Linked DNA regions of Homo sapiens: region 1 is linked to region 2. Evidence: read pairs that join two places in POLR2A ChIA-PET (ENCODE). Cell type or tissue: Panc1. All regions are shown on one strand.

Region 1 (8,000 bases), 1.5 Mb after region 2:
TCGGCTCACTGCAACCTCTGCCTCTCAGGTTCAAGAGATTCTCGTGCCTCAGCCTCCTGAGTAGCTGGGATTGCAGACGCATACCACCACGCCTGGCTAATTTTTGTATTTTCAGTAGAGATGGAGTTTCACCATGTTGACCAGGCAGGTCTTGAACTCCTGACCTCAAATGATTTGCCTGCCTCAGCCTCCCAAAGTGCTGGGATTACAGGCATGAACCACCCCACCTGGCCTTCTTTTTAAGAATTTGAAGTGTGCAGTGAGAATGATGTGCAGCGAGATGAGCAGAGATAACTGCAGGCATGAAACTGTGGCCACATAGAGACAGAAAGTCTGAGAGACAGAGCAGGATCCCTTAGAACTCACTTCCGTTTCCCTTCCCAGTCACCACTAAGGCTGCCGGCACTCTACGTCCTGCCTCTGTCCCTGAGATTGCTTGCCTATCTCCTAATTATCCCTCCCCTCCTCTTTTGTTTCTAAACAAGTTAAACTGTGGTTTCTGCTCCTTACGACAAAAACCCCTCATCTTAGATGGCACCAAAAAAGGAACAAATTCAATTATCCACCAAATCCAGACAGAAGCACCGATGGTGGATTAGAATACCACTGCAAGGCCAGGCCTGGTGGCTCATGTTTGTAATGCCAGCAGTTTGGGAGGCCAAGGCAGGCAGATCAGTTGATCCCAGGAGTTTAAGACCAGCCCGGGCAACATGGCCAGAGCCTGTCCCTACTAAAAGTACAAAAAAACATAGCTGGGCATGGTGGCATGCACCTGTAGTCCCAGCTACTTGGGAGGCTGAGGTGGGAGGATCATTTGAGCCCAGGATGTTGAGGCTGCCGTGAGCTGTGATTGCACTGCTGCACCCCAGCCTGGGTGACAGAGTCAGACCCTGTCTCAAAAAAAAAATCGCAGCAAAACTGGCACAAAAATAATCATGTGATTCAAAAGCTATTTTAAAATAAGGTGTGAGGCCGGGGAGGTGGCTTATGCCTGCAATCCCAGCACTTTGGGAGGCCAAGGCTGGAGGATTGGTTGAGGCCAGGAGTTTGAGACCAGCCTGGGCAACATAGTGAGACCTTGCCTCTACAAAAAAAAAAAAAAAAAAAAAAAAAAAAAAGCTGGATGTGATGGGCATGCTTCTAGTCCCAGCTACTCAGGAGGCTGAAGAAGGAGGACCACTTAAGCCCAGAAGTTAGAGGCTACAGTGAGCTATGATCACCACTGTACTCCAGCCTGGGTGACAGAGTGACACCTGGTCTAAAAATAAAATACATAATAAATAAATAAATAAATAAATAAATAAATAAATAAATAAGGTGTGCAAAGCCCGTAAAAATGAATATTTGTGGCAGTCACATGCAATTAAATACGGTTAATACCAATCTTTAGATATGCAGGGAAGACTGTAGAGACAAACCGGAGGATGGAAAGGGCACACACACATTCTGATGGTGATGCCACCACCAACCGTTGATCAATGATGGCTGAGAGTAAGAAGAAATTAAAGATAAGGAAAAGTAAGAGGAGGCAGAGTAGCAGAAGAGGACATCTCATATGACCACAATATTGGTTAAATAAACAAAAGAAAAAAACTCTAAATATATCTATTCATCTGAACTTACCTTTTCTAGTGAATTGTTAATTATAAAAACTCGGTATAGTAGTTCATAGTAATCTTCTATAGATACATTTTTTTCCTTTTGGTATCTATATGGTAAATTTGGAGCATGGAGAATTACCAACAAAGAGCCATTGACTTGGGTTATATTCATGACTGGAGGATCTATTTTTGCTGAAGAAAAAACATAAAAATTTGACAAATCATCAAAGGAATGTATTATATACAGACGCATTATGTATAATGACAAATCAGCATGGTGGGAGGATCACCTGAGCCCAGGGAGGCCGAGGCTGCAGTGAGCTATGATCATGCCACTGCACTATAGCTTGTGTGGCATAGTGAAACCCATGTCAAAAAACAAAAATAAAAAAGAAAATTGCATATGTATTTGAATCTCGAACCTTTATAAATGTAGGGAGTGTTAGATTCTTAGCAGAATAAAGATGGAAACATACAAATTACTTTCCTCTGTTTATTGGAAGGGCTTTTCTTAATCTGACTTTTGTTTGTTTGTTTGGTTGGTTGGTTTTGGGTTTTTTTTTGAGACAGGATCTCATTATGTTGCCCAGGCTGGGCTCAAACTCCTGTACTCAAGTGATTCTCCTTCAGCTTCCTGAGTAGCTGAGATTACAGGTGCATGCCACCACATCCAGGCTAGTCTGACTTTTTATTGACAGTGTAGCCCTTGGAGGTTCTAAGACTTTTGTAGGGGTATTAGTTCTAACTCCCTGCCTTGTGCTGGCCTAAAACCTTGTCTTTTGTCCTGGGAGTGGCTGTTACCACTTAGGGTCTAGTTACCACATCCAGCAAATGCCTTCAGGGCAGCTGGGGCAGTCACTGTGTTGGTCTTCTGGTTCCCCTTTGATTTCCGTTTACTTTGTTTTGGCCCCCAAGGATTCCCTTTATTTTTATTTTTGCCCCTCTGTGGAGTTTGGAGAATGTGTTTTATCCAGAATTTCTAAGTGTTTTAGAAGAAGAGAGTTTCCTACTCCCAGGCTATTTAATTTGGAACCATAAGTTTTTAAAGCACTTTCCAACTATATTGGAATAATGGGATAGTTAACTTTAAATAAACATGTCCCTTTTGTAGTGAGGCACATATTTCAGGCATTGTCCTATCAGTGAGTCAGCTGCGGACATCACAGGGCTCCTGGCTTATGATCTGTGATGCTAGATTTTGCAATTGATTGCAAAATCAGTTTTGCAATCAGTTGCAAGTTTCTTGACCCATTCACTGGATTGTGATTGTGTTACAAGACCAAGTCAAGATTATTTGACCTCATAGCACTTTACTCTTTAACAGCTCTCTCCTTGAAATATTACCTTCCCGCACTATTCATGAACATATCAGCCCACAGATTTCCTCCTACCTCTTTGGCTATTCCTTCTCAGTCTCCTTTTAAGATTTTTCTTACTCAGGCATCTTTGGGTGAAAGTCCCTCAATATCTGGTCTTACTCAAAACTGCCTCTCACTCACTACTCTCTCCCTAGGCAATCCTATCAATGTCCACTGTACTGTATGCATGAAATGACTCACAAATTTTTGTCTCTAATAAAGACTTTACTTTGAGTCTTGGATCTGAAGAGATATGTCCCCTGGATCTCTTAAAAGCATATTAAGCTTAACATATTCAAAACCAAACTCATAATCTCTATTACCTTGCATCCCACCAAACTGGTCTTTTTCATCAAACCCCATCAAAAAGATCTCAGCAATTCATCTAATTATGCATGCAAGAAACTTAGAGGTCATCTTTGACATGTCCTCTTCACCATTATATCCGATCTATCACCTGGTCCTGCCAATGTTGCTTACTAAATGTCCCTCCAGGAATAAATTTTCTCTAGTCCTTTTCATAAGCCAAATTCGGTCTCCTGTAGACTATTATTAGTAACCTGCTACTTCACTTATCTGCATCCAACCTGTTCCCCAAAATATAGTCAAAATGATCTTTTCTATACACAAGTCTGATCATATGGCTCCTAAATAAAATTATGTTTTTCTGGAGGAAGTCACAACTCCTTAAAAAATTCTTGTACCTGCCTACCTTTCCAGTCCCATCTCATTATGGACTCCTTCCTGCATGCTCTTCTTCAATATATTGGTTATCTTTCAGTCCCTTGAGTTTGCTATGCCAGAGGGCCTTTGCAAATGCTGGTCCCTTGCTTGAAATGCTCTATTCTTTGCCTCAAGTGATCCTCCTACCTCGGCCTCCCAAAGTGCTGGGATTACAGGCATGGAGCCAACACACCTGGCCTTCACATCTATTTTTAATCCAAGTAATTCTAGGGTCAAATAATACTGAAATCTCGCTAAGTATCAAACGCTGCTTTTAACTGAAGAAAGTTTACTTTGTTTTATTTTATTTTTAAAATCTTGCTTTGTCTCTAGATAGACACCATAAATCAGAACTTCTTAATCTAAGATAACATCCTGCTGCTCAAAAACAGGTGTCAGAGGAGGCAATGCATGCAGCTGGCTCATTAGTCTATATCACAGATGCCACAAACATGCTGTCTTGAGGAACTAGAAACGTGCTTTTTTGAAATATGTTCTTCAGAAGTTCTTAGGAGCTGTGGTGGGAGAGCGCAAGCCTGGGGGTGAGGAGGCAGCTGAGTGGGTGATTCTTCTCACTATTGCATCAACAAGAGTAGTAGCTATAGACTGGGTTTCTTATTCTTCTACTAAGAGGCCCCGAAATAAAATGGCTTTTTAAAGGACCTGGTCTAAAGCTTTTTTCTTTTCTTTTCTTTTCTGATTTTTTTTTTTTTTTTTTTTTTTTTAGGGAGAAAGGTCATACAGAAAACACACAAACCCTTCTTAACTCAACACTATCCCAATTTAAATAGAATTGAGCTAAAGCTGTGTCAGTCAATGTCTTTGGCTATTCTTACCTGACTGGCCTAATGGCTTAGACTGAAGGAAACTTTGTTTGATAAGTAAATTTGAATGTGACCCTATTTCTAGGCTTGAATATAATAATCACACTGATCTGTGAATTCCCTTCACTGGTGTTCATCAGTTTAGTCATGAAATCTCCTTTTCCTCTACTAGAGAATTGCTTGTTGAGTATATTGGCTTTGAATTTCAATGTATCCAAGAGACAACCAAGAGTTACCATGAATTAGTTTGCTCAACTCTATTCCACCCTCCTGCTAATTAGAGAGTTGGGGGAAAATGCATCTAGCATTTTGGACAGTATCTAATTAATTTGGATCTCACTGGACCTTGCACCAGTTAGAAGAGGTGTATGGATGGATCCCTAAGTACTAAGATACAGAATGTGAATATTTCTGTGGCCATATGAATGCAAAGCAAAAGGCTCATACTGAAAAGTGGTCTTAAAAAATCTGGGTGGTTAGAGAATTGCAAGGAACCCATAATAGTCAAAACAATCTTGAAAAAGATGAATAAAGAGGAGGGCTCACCCTTCCCAATTTCAAAGCTTACTACAAAGCAACAATAATCAAAATAGTGTGGTATGGGCACAATGATGAATGTATAGCTCAATAGAATAGAATTGAGAGTCTGGAAATAAACTACACGTCTATGGTCTATTGATTTTCAACAAGTGTGCCAAGAACTCTCAATGGGATAATTTTCAACAAATGGTGCTGGGACAGCTGGATAGTCATATGTCAAAGAATAATATTGGACCCTTACCTCACACCACATACAAAAATTAACTCAAAATGAATCAGACTTAACTGTGAGAGATAAAACTATAAAACTCTTAGGAGAAAACATAGGGTAAATCTTCATGATTTTGGATTTGGCAAAGGATTCTTAGATATGACACCAAAAGCACAAGCAACAAAAGAAGAAATAAATTGGATTTCATCCAAGTTTAAAACTTGGTGTCAAGTGATACCATCAAGAAAGTAAAAAGACAACTCACAGAATGGGAGGAGCTAGCTGAGGATCATATATCTGATAAGGCATTGGTATGCAGAATATATAAAGAACCCTTACAACTCAAAAATAAAAAGATTTGATTAAATTTTTTAAATGGGCAAAGGATCTCAATGGACAATTCTCCAAGGAAGGTACAAAATAGCCAATAAGCATAAAACAGAAGCTCAACATCATTAATTAGCAGGTAAATGCAAATAAAAACCACATGAGTTACCATTTTATACCTATTAGGATGGCTATAGTCAAAAAAGATTGGTAAAAATGTGGAAAAATCAAAACTCTCATATATTGCTGATGGGAATGTAAAATAGTGCAGATGCTTTGAAAGTAGTCTGGCATTTCCTCAAATGATTAAATATAGAGTTACTATGAGACCCAGCAATTCCACTCCTATGTATATATTGAAGAGAAATATAAAGGTATGCCCAGCTATGTGTGGTGGCGTATGCCTGATAGTCCTTGGTACTTGGGAGGCTGAGGTGGAAGGATTGCTGGAGCCCAGGGGTTCAAGACTGAAGTGAGCTATGTTTGTGCCACTGCGCTCCAGCCCAGGTGACAGAGCAGGATCCTGTCTCTCAAAAAAACAAACAAGAAAAAAAAACAAAAAAACTCACACTCAAAAATTTTTACATGACTGTTTATAGTAGCATTATTCATAATAGCCAAAAAGTGGAAACTACCCAAATGTCTATCAACTGAAGAAAGGATAAATAATATGTGGTATATCCATATAATGTATTATTTGGTCACAAAAAAGAATGAAGTACTGATACATACTACAATCTGAATGAACTTTGAAAACACGTTAAGTGAAAGAAGCCAGTCAAAAAAATCATGTATTATATTAGTCTATCTAGAACAGGGAACTCTATAGAGACAGAAAGATTAGTAGTTGCCGGGGCTGAGGGCTAAGGGAATGGTGAGACTGGAAGGTGATAGCCAAAGGGTATGGAGTTGCTTTTTGAGGTGATAAAAATGTTCTAAAATTGACTGTGAGTGATGGTTGTACATATTTGTGAATATAGTAAAAACCATTAAACTGTATGCTATATGCTTAAAGTATAGGCTGTGTGAATTATATCTCAATAAGGCTGTTTAAAAAAATCTAAGTGGATGCAGTGACCATCTATTTCCCCAGTGTCCTGTAGTTGCTCTATGGGCTCTTGAACAAAATAGTTGCATGATGGAGGCTATATATAGACTTAACAATATGGATCTCCTCTTACCAAAGTTGGTCTGACCTGCAGAGTGTCCAACTTTCCAGTAAGGAAGATCAATGTTGAACCCCTAGTATAGTGCCATATTCCAGGGGCTCTCATCTTCCATCTCGTTGCAGGTAGGTTTATTTTTGTTCCCTTCCAAAAGGGAGGGGGCAAGAGACATTGGTTATAGATTTTCTTTACTGCTGGATATAGATTCTGGTTACAGATTTTGTTTATAGATTTTTATTTACTGCTTCAATGCTTTTATTAGCAGACCCCTAACCACTCCTGGGACCACACATACACCCATAGATGTAGTCAATGCCTTGTTCATGAGCATAGTACTCCACAATACATTGCTTATGACAAAGAACTTAAGTTAATGTGAAAGGAGTGAAGCAAGGTCTCAAGACCCATAGGACAAATATATATCATATATTTGTCGCTCAGAAATCCATGACTTTATAGGAAGGTGAAATGGATAATTGAAAACTCAGTTTGAGAGACGTCTTGTGAATTGGCATATGAATTGGTAAATGCTCCAATTGGTAAATGCTTCACTAAGCCTAGGGCCAATATATGGTGCTATTTCTTCCACAGACAGAATTCACTGGTCTAGGATACAAGAAGTAGAAGTGGGAGGGGCAACTCTGACTGTTACCCATAGTGAACAACTTATGACATGTTTTTGTTTCCCATATGCTTGGCCTTGAATTCTTCTGGTTTATAACAAAAATGGTTTCCAAAAATTGGAAGTCGAGGCTCTCTCCTGACCATTTGGAGCGCCTCATGCCATTTAACTAACAAAAAGAAAATGAGGTTCTTATATTGTCTAGGGTGATTCATTCTGATTTTCAAGGCATAATATAGTTATAAATACAATGGGGTCAGGTGGAAGAATTCTTGGTATCCTCTGGTGTGCCTCTTAGAGCTTCTCTATTCAGTGATAAAAATTAATGTAAGGTTAGGTCAAGCGGAGACAGGAAACACCAAAAGGACTCAAACTCCTCGTGGATAAAGAGCTGAAGTGCTGGCTGGAAAGAAAGTGAATGTTGAGTTTATAATGAAGGAAGAAGTCATAAATATTAACTACAGCTTCATGACTAGTTGACTTGTTGCAATTATGAGGACTGTGGTAAATATCTTTTTTTTTTCTTGTTCTATTTATGCACATCTTTATATCTATACATTAAACCCCTTCTCTCTCTCTCTCTACTATTTTATCCAATGTCTGTTGGTAATGGTTAATTTTAACACCT
Region 2 (8,000 bases):
CTACTCTCTTTCAAAAGCACAAATAATTTTCCTTACCAGAAACCTCCTAAATTTCATAGCATTCACAGTATACACTGACATGATGTAGGAGAGGTGACATGTTATGTGCTTGAATTCAGAGTTTTTTCCCCCGTTCTTTTTGATTTAATGCCTGAAAAGAGTAGTGGCATATGGACTCTGTTCTTATTCAAAGCCCAATTATGGTATGATTCCTGGCAAAAACGTTCACCATTATACAAGTCCACAAAGGGCTTTGAATTATTGACCCTACTCAGTAAACAAGAGAGCTCCTTGTTGTTGGTCCCACTGGGGATGGGGGAGCACAGGCAAGGTAGTGGAAGGCATAAAAAAGGAAAGCAAGGAGAGATGAATATGCAAAATGCTGTTATTTTAAACCCTCTTGTTTTAGTTTACATTCAAGGAATTGTATGTAATGGAGAGGGCACAGAATTAAAAACTAAAATGATGGGATTCCAAGCAGGCTAAACTTAAAGTACCTTCCTAACGACAAGCCTACCTGCCTCTGTACCCATTGTTTCCCCCTCCCATTTTGGTTGGAGGTGACACTCCTTGCCATTGGGCCAATCCTCTTACCAACATCAGAAGCCCACTTCTTTCTTATCATGTTTTTATCATCCTCCTTCTCTTCTATATCTTCTCCTTCTCTCTTTCTACTGGATTTTCCTCATCAGCATTTAAACATATGGAAGTCTTTTAATTTATAAACATCTCTTTATCCTATTTTCCCCTCCTGTTACCACCCTAATCCTTTCCATCTTTACCTGTGCATAAGAAGTAGCACAGCAAGGCAACACTTGTCTTTACTCAACAGCTCCATTTCCTTAGCTCTCATTCATTAATTAATCTTCCTCTGAAAGGGCTAAACCAAAGTTATCAATCATCTCCCTGAAGCTAAGTTCGACAAACATTAATAAGTTTCTTATCACTTACCCTCTTATCAAAGCACAACAAAGCTGACCATGCCACTCCAGTAGATCCTCCACTGACTTGGTTTCCATGATACTAGATCCGTTTGGATTGTCTACTGCCTCTTCAGTTGCTCCTTCTCCTTCTTCATTTACCAGCCAGTGCTCCTCATCTGATCTGAAACGCTGGACTTCTTCAAGCTTCAATCTTCGGCTCTCTTTTCTTCTCCTTAGACCAAGATTTCTCAATAGCTTTTGGGTCTTAAAGAATCCTTGACAAAAAATTATTGCTGAACTTCCAGTATATCAGCATGATCAGTAAGTTGCAGACATAATAAACTAAAAATACTATTAATACTCTTTTGGAGATAGAATGATAGTTTTCTATGGATATGTTTATTTTGGCTAATATTATCAGCCCACTCATTTTGTGTGGTTCTCCTCCCACTAAGGATATCAACTTGAATGTAAGTCAATAGTATGAGTAGCGCAAACTTTAGTTTTTCTTTTTTTTTTTAAATTAAAATTTCTTCTGGATTTTTAAAACCTTATCCAATTAGACTTAAAATTCTTATTACAAATGTCTACTATGTAATTAGTATGTAATCTCAACATTTTAGGAGGCTGAGAAAGGAGGATCATTTGAGACCAGGAGTTGAAAACCAGCCTGCTCAACATAGTGAGACCCTGTCTCTACAAATTAAAAAAAAATTAGCCAGATATGGTAGAACTTGCTTGTAGTCCCAACTACTTGGGAGGCTAAGGCAGAGGATCACTTAAGCCTAGGAATTTGGGGCTGCAGTGAGCTATGATTGTGCCACCACACTCCAGCCTGGGTGACAGAGCAAGAGTCCATCTAAAAAAAAAAAAAAAACAAAAAATGACCAAAAACCCCCCCAAACCCATACATTCTACTATAAAAAATGCAAACACGGTATGGTATGTGGTACATGGTGAATGGCAAGAGTGCTTTTTCCCTATTTACAACTAAAGATGACTTGTTAGCTAACCTTTCTTGAAAAAAGAAAGGCAATAAGCTTAGCTTGTCTTTTAAAAATTTAATTCCTTTATTTTCAATAATTCTTAAAACCCATGGGTTAACATAGTAAATTTCTGTTAATAAATAACTGGCTTAAGCCAAAATAATTTTTAAATTGTATTTACTTAGAAGCATTCAAAATGTCAACAACATGGCTGCAACTGTTTTTTTTTTTTTACAATTATAGAGTTGTATTCAGTTATCAAAACAACAATTATTTTGTATAAACTGCATCAGAGACAACTGAAGATGAAAGAACTACCATCTCCACATATAACTAATTTGTGCAGTGCACCAGAAAGAACCTGTTTAAATTTCCATGCCAATTTGCAACCCCCATACTGTGCCAGGTAAGGTTAGTGGCTATTGAAAATACTACCTGGACAGGGCTATCTAAAGACACATTGGATAGTGTGTTAACTATATAAAAAAAGACACTGTACAATTTAAAAACAAATTTTATACAGACTTACATTTCAATTTGTTTCTTTAAAAAGTAGTCAGTTGTGTACAGGGGGGTTAAATGCTTTTAAGACAAGAAAAACACTGCACTAGAACCAACTTATTAACATTGTCATTATCTCCTCCTCCTCCTCCTTCTCCTCTTCCTCCTCCTCCTTCTTCCTTCTTCTTCTCCCTCTTCTTCATCTTCATCTTCTTCATCTTTTTTTCATCTTCCTCCTCTTCCTTCTTGTTCTTACTCCCTTTTTTTTTGGCTACATCAGTCTTTCCTTTAGCTTACTGTGCAGCAATATTCTTTGGGTATTTTTCCTTCAGCCTTGCATCCTTCTTTTTATAAGGCTGCCTGTCATCTGCAGCAGTGTCATTCCATGTCTCTCCCAGTTTCTTTGCAACAATGGATAGGCTGGGATGTTCTCTTTCGATTTTTGGGTGATACTCAGAAAAGAATGAGGCCAAAGGAGGCCTCTTGGGTGCATTGGCATCTTTGAACTTCTTTTTTCTTTCTTCTTTAGGAGGGACATGGGTTTCATTTCTCTTTTGTAACGAGTATTGTCTACCTTTGCCATGTCTTCAAATTTTTCTTTCTTCTTGGCAGACATGGTCTTCCACCTATCTGGGCACTTCTTAGAAAACTCTGAGAAATTGACCGAACATTTGGGTGCTTCTTCTTCTGCTCCTCCCAGCAAGTTTACACAAAGAATGCTGTGAAGATATTTTGCCTCTTGGCTTCTTAGGCTCTCCTTTGCCCAAGTTTAGTTATTTTTCCTCAGCAAGGCACAGAATTATCCAGAATCACCCAGTGCCCATCTGGTTCTCACTTGCCCTGGCATTGTCTTTATGCAGCTCAATGAACTACAACTGAGATTTACTTTTTTAAAGGTAAACTTGATAGATTTAATTAAATAAAATTTGTCAGTTGAATTTAATTAATATTATTTACAACACAAAGATTTGTTGGGAATGCTGAATAGTAAACCTCTTAAAATAATAAGTCAAAGCAGTGGAAATAAAAATACAGCTTAGGACATATATAAAAGTCAAAGTCTTACAGATTGCTTGTTGGAATGTAAAATTGTGTTGTCACTTTGGAAAACAGTTCTGCAATTTCTCAAAAATTAAATATAGGTTTTCATGTGCCCCAACAATTTCACCACTAGGTATATACTCAAGAGAGCAAAAACATACGTTTACACAAAAGAATTGTACATGATGTTTATAGCAGCAGTATTTATAATAGCCAAAAATTACAAATCTAATTGTTTATCAACTAATAAATGAATAAATAAAATGTGATATATCCATAAAAAAAAAAGTCAAAGTCTTTAGTATAAAGCTGTAACAAATCATTTTCTTTGTGAGTGACATGATTAGGCTCAAATATAGACCTAGAAGTTACAAAATTGTTATGCAGATGTGTGTTGGTTTTCCAATCTCTTTTATAGGCCTAAATATTTTTAAAAGTATTATTTGAACCAAAAGGAAAGAATGAAATTTACACATGTAATTTCAAACTTGGTTTTTGCTGCAAAAATACTCAATTCTAGGTCAAATATATGAAGTAAGCATTCAACTACTTCATTTTCAACTATGATCAGACAATTTCTGTCCTTGTTTTTGGTGTTTCTTAAATAAGAAAATGTTGCTCATAAATCAAAAAAGTTGAAAACCACAGCAAAATATTCACTGCTTCACTGTAAATGGCAGGATACTCTGTCTTCACAGAAACCCAGAACTCATATAGGGGCAGAACTCTTATTGTCATTTGTAAGAATAATCAGACTTCATCTCAAAGTTCTTCCTCTTCTCTGAAAATCAAGTTCTCATGTGAGGAGAAAATCTAGAGAAAGCATCCCTCACCAAGTCAGACACTTGGATTGAAGGGAAAAGTACACTCAGTGTTGCTCTGCAGTTCTCTGGATGGTTTTCAATATGCTCATATCCTCCTTCAATTTCAAGCCCAAGCAGCAGTTGAAACATTTCACAATTTCCTTCTGTGACTTGTTTTTTCCTAAAGATTCAATTTCTTTAAATTCAAGAATCCTGTCATTTGAAACAAAAAAAAAGTTTCTGGGCCATACAAAGACTTGTTCATCTGGATAAGGTGATGGAAAATGGCTGCTAAATAGCCTAGTTTCTGCAGCCATTCTTTATCTTGAAACCCTCTAGCAAAATCTGACCTACTAATTTCTTGAAAGTGCTACCTTTCGGTTCAAACACCCTGTTGAGAACTCTTCCTCTGCTAACTCACTGGATGTAGAATAAGGTTTGTTAGGTGGCCTCCAATATTCTCATACCATCTTCAAGCCATCTTCAGTGAACTGGTCTGTGTTTAATAGTAATCATCCTTGTAGCATTACTCAGATTTTTTTTTTTCATTTTGTATTTAAGAGTTTTCAACACCAGTAGCTCTCTGGAAATAAGTCAGTGTCTTGTGATGTCAGTGTGAAGGTGAATTTTCTTGGGGCACCATCAACGCAGATGCCAGTGCCATTCTTGCAAAATAGACTTTCTGTTTTCAGATATAAAGATGAAGAGAAAAAGTATCTTGTCCTTTACTTGTTTTGGGCAACATCCTGCAGTAGAAAAAAAATGTTCTTAAATTTCAACATTATTTATAAATCTTACAAGTGCTACAGCATGATGTTTATTGGTGAAATTTGTTTATTCATCAAAATGGACAAAGAAGCTGTAATTTTTCAATGTATTATAAAAATACCTTCAGCATCATGTGGCATGCCATCAGTATGTCAGCTTATTATGCTGATTGAGAGCGTGACTTTTTCAGTTGCTTGTATGGAATCTCATTCTAGCATTTTCCTAATTATGACCTTACCTGCTATCATTATTAAGTTCTCACCAACTATGCAACTTTTCCTTTTCTAGGCTACACTTTGTGCTTTGGATAACTCCAAAATAACTTGTTTTCAGAGCCTTTTCCTTGAGTGTGACTGTTTTTTAGAACAAAATATTTATTTTGTTTGTTTGAGATTCAAATTATTGTTTAAAATAATCAGTATCTTTATTTGTTAAATGGCTGTAATTTGTAGTTAAATGTCTTTTCAATTTTGCTAGTTATTGCTGCATTTTTAGTTGTTTGGTATTGACTGTGCACAATAGAATAGATCAACTTGGATGTAAAACTCATTGTTAAGTAGCTTTCATTGTAAAGGTGAACTTTCTTTTGGATTCTCTGCACTGGGGGAGTGAATTGACTCAAAAGATTTTATTTCCTTATCCAACCTTATCAAAACTGTCCAGAAGCCTAAGCCTAGAATCTTTCTTTTCTATCTCATACTTCATCTTCAGAAATCATCAACCCAATGTTCAGATATATTTGTGAAACACAAATGCAGATAAAATATAAAACAGAAAGGTACAGCAGGGCACAGTGGCTCACGCCTGTAATCCCAGCACTTTGGGAGGCCAAGGAGGGCGGATCACAAGGTCAGGAAATTGAGACCAGCCTGGCCAACATGGTGAAACCCGTCTCTACTGAAAATACAAAAATTAGCTGGGTGTGGTGGCACACACCTGTAATCCCAGCTACTCCGGAGGCTGAGGCAGGAGAATTGCTTGAACCCGGGAGGGGACATTGCAGTGAGCTGAGATCATGCCATTGCACTCCAGCATGGGCGCCAGGGCCATACTCCACCTCAAAAAAATGAGACAAAACAAAACATAACAACAACAAAAAACAAAACAGAAAGGCACAATACCTGAGAAAATCTCAAGAAATGCAAAACCTACAATACAGTCTATTTTTAACTTACCGAATTCACATTCAGCACTTATTACAACAACAAGCAGCAGGGATCAGATGAGTCTTGGTATGTATAAGTATCTTCTTTAGGGTGAAAAGGTCCCACTGATTGTCTGTTACACCTGTAGAGCTTATTTTTTTCCTTGTCAGTAGGTTGTATATAAAGGGAGGTGGGAAAGGTAACTTGGAGGGAGAAGGTGGACATCATTTTCCTGCCTTCCTCACCTTTGTGCAGCATAACACTCAACAGATATCCAAGGCCTCCCTCACCTGGCATCAATATCTGAGAATGGATGTATCTAAATAAATATTGTCCTATGTACATTAGGACAAAATCTGATGTTTAATATCTCTGCAATCAGTATTTCACATGGAAGCTCTCGAGACATTTAGCAGCCCACTAGGATTCTGTAGAACTTCTGTTGAGAAAACTTGTTGAGACAATCTTACCTACACTCATGGCTTCAGTTATCTAATGCTTTCAAATTTATGTCTCCTGTTGGTTCTGGATTTAAAATTGCTGACTCGCCATCTCCTCTTGAACATTTCATAGGCACATCAAACTCAGAATGCCTAAACTTAAATTCTCAATTGTGTCTCTACTCCCTCCCCAACCATGCAAAAAAGAAAATTGTGAGCCACTTCCAGTGTTGTTCCCCTCAGCAAATGGCACCAATGTCCACTAACTGCACACCCCAGCAACCTGGACATCATTCTTTACTCATTTCCCTTAACTGTACCTCCTATTCCATGTTTAATCAGTCTCTAATTCCTGTTGATTCTGTTTACTAAATGTCACAACATTGAATCTTATTCTATATCCCCACCACTCTGAATCAAACTATTCCCTTTTTTAGGGCTGAATTTCCAGAAGAGTCTCTTAACTGGTCTTTGTTATCTACTATGAAACCAGTCCAAGTCATTCTCTACTTTGTTGCCAAATCTTATCACGTTTCTCCCTGCTTAAAACTTCTCAATAACTACCAGCACATTGCTCTTAAGATGAAGACCAAAATCCTTAATAGGACATACAGTGATGTGCGTGATCATCCCCTGCTAACCTCTTCTCTGCCTTCTCCCTTCCCTTATTGTATTCCATCCATGAAGACTTATCAATCCCCTCTTTTAAGAGGCTCCCTCACGCTGTCCTCCCTCTGTTTATACACCTCCCACTCCTTTCATCTCACTCTTACTCATCCTTCAGATCTGAGTTTAAATGTCATTTCCTCAGAGAAGCAAGAAGTTCCTTAGTACTGTGTATTTCTGCCTAATTTCACTTACCACAATTCTAATTGCACAGTTTGTTGGTTATTATCTATCCCTGAAGCAACTCTGATTGCTCTTGAAAGGCAGGGAGTGCATTTGCTGTGTTTACCACCTATCTCCAGCATTAACACACAATAAAAACAATTGGTGGGACAAATGAGTAAATGAATTATTAAATTCACTAATTTGCTTCTTTCATGCTATTGCTCTCAAGTTTAGGAATAAAATTACTATACTCATTACATAAAAGAAATATGAATTTCTAATTTTAGGGTTTTTTATTAGTTGAACTTTTTACTATAAGCAAAATTGCTTAGCATTTGAAATACCTTTTTAAAAAATGTTGCCTAGTCTACCATCTCATGTATGTTGTAAGTTTTATGTGATTAAATAAGTTTTGATATGCAGCAAAATAACAACATGAAATTGTAAATTATACTAATAGTCTGTGACTTAATTAGCATGAAAAATCTTCCCATTTATTTATAAGACCAAATAAAAATATTAACTTGAGATTAGCACTGCAGCTGTTGAATATTTCAGTGCT

Evidence for each region. ChIA-PET counts read pairs that join two places held together with the same protein. Peaks named below come from ENCODE experiments on the same cell type or tissue, not always from the same donor. Only the 100,000 strongest peaks of a DNase experiment are listed, where the experiment ranks them.
Region 1: POLR2A ChIA-PET joins it to region 2 with 17 read pairs; 2 of 35 experiments call an interaction of 5 or more read pairs at or near these places.

The regions. Positions count from the first base shown.
Region 1 is chr6:137,146,099-137,154,098 of GRCh38, forward strand. IL22RA2 (interleukin 22 receptor subunit alpha 2) reads right to left here. Exons shown (of 7, transcript NM_052962.3): 6 at 1,624-1,793. Among named protein-coding and RNA genes, the nearest start is that of IL22RA2, 24 kb to the right of the region's middle. In Panc1, no CTCF peak of the experiment used is centred here; no DNase peak of the experiment used is centred here.
Region 2 is chr6:135,633,537-135,641,536 of GRCh38, forward strand. The region is part of intron 2 of AHI1-DT (AHI1 divergent transcript); the gene reads left to right. It overlaps LINC02524 (long intergenic non-protein coding RNA 2524), which reads right to left and starts at 1,145. Exons shown (of 3, transcript NR_183501.1): 1 at 952-1,145. It also overlaps the pseudogene HMGB1P17. In Panc1, no CTCF peak of the experiment used is centred here; no DNase peak of the experiment used is centred here.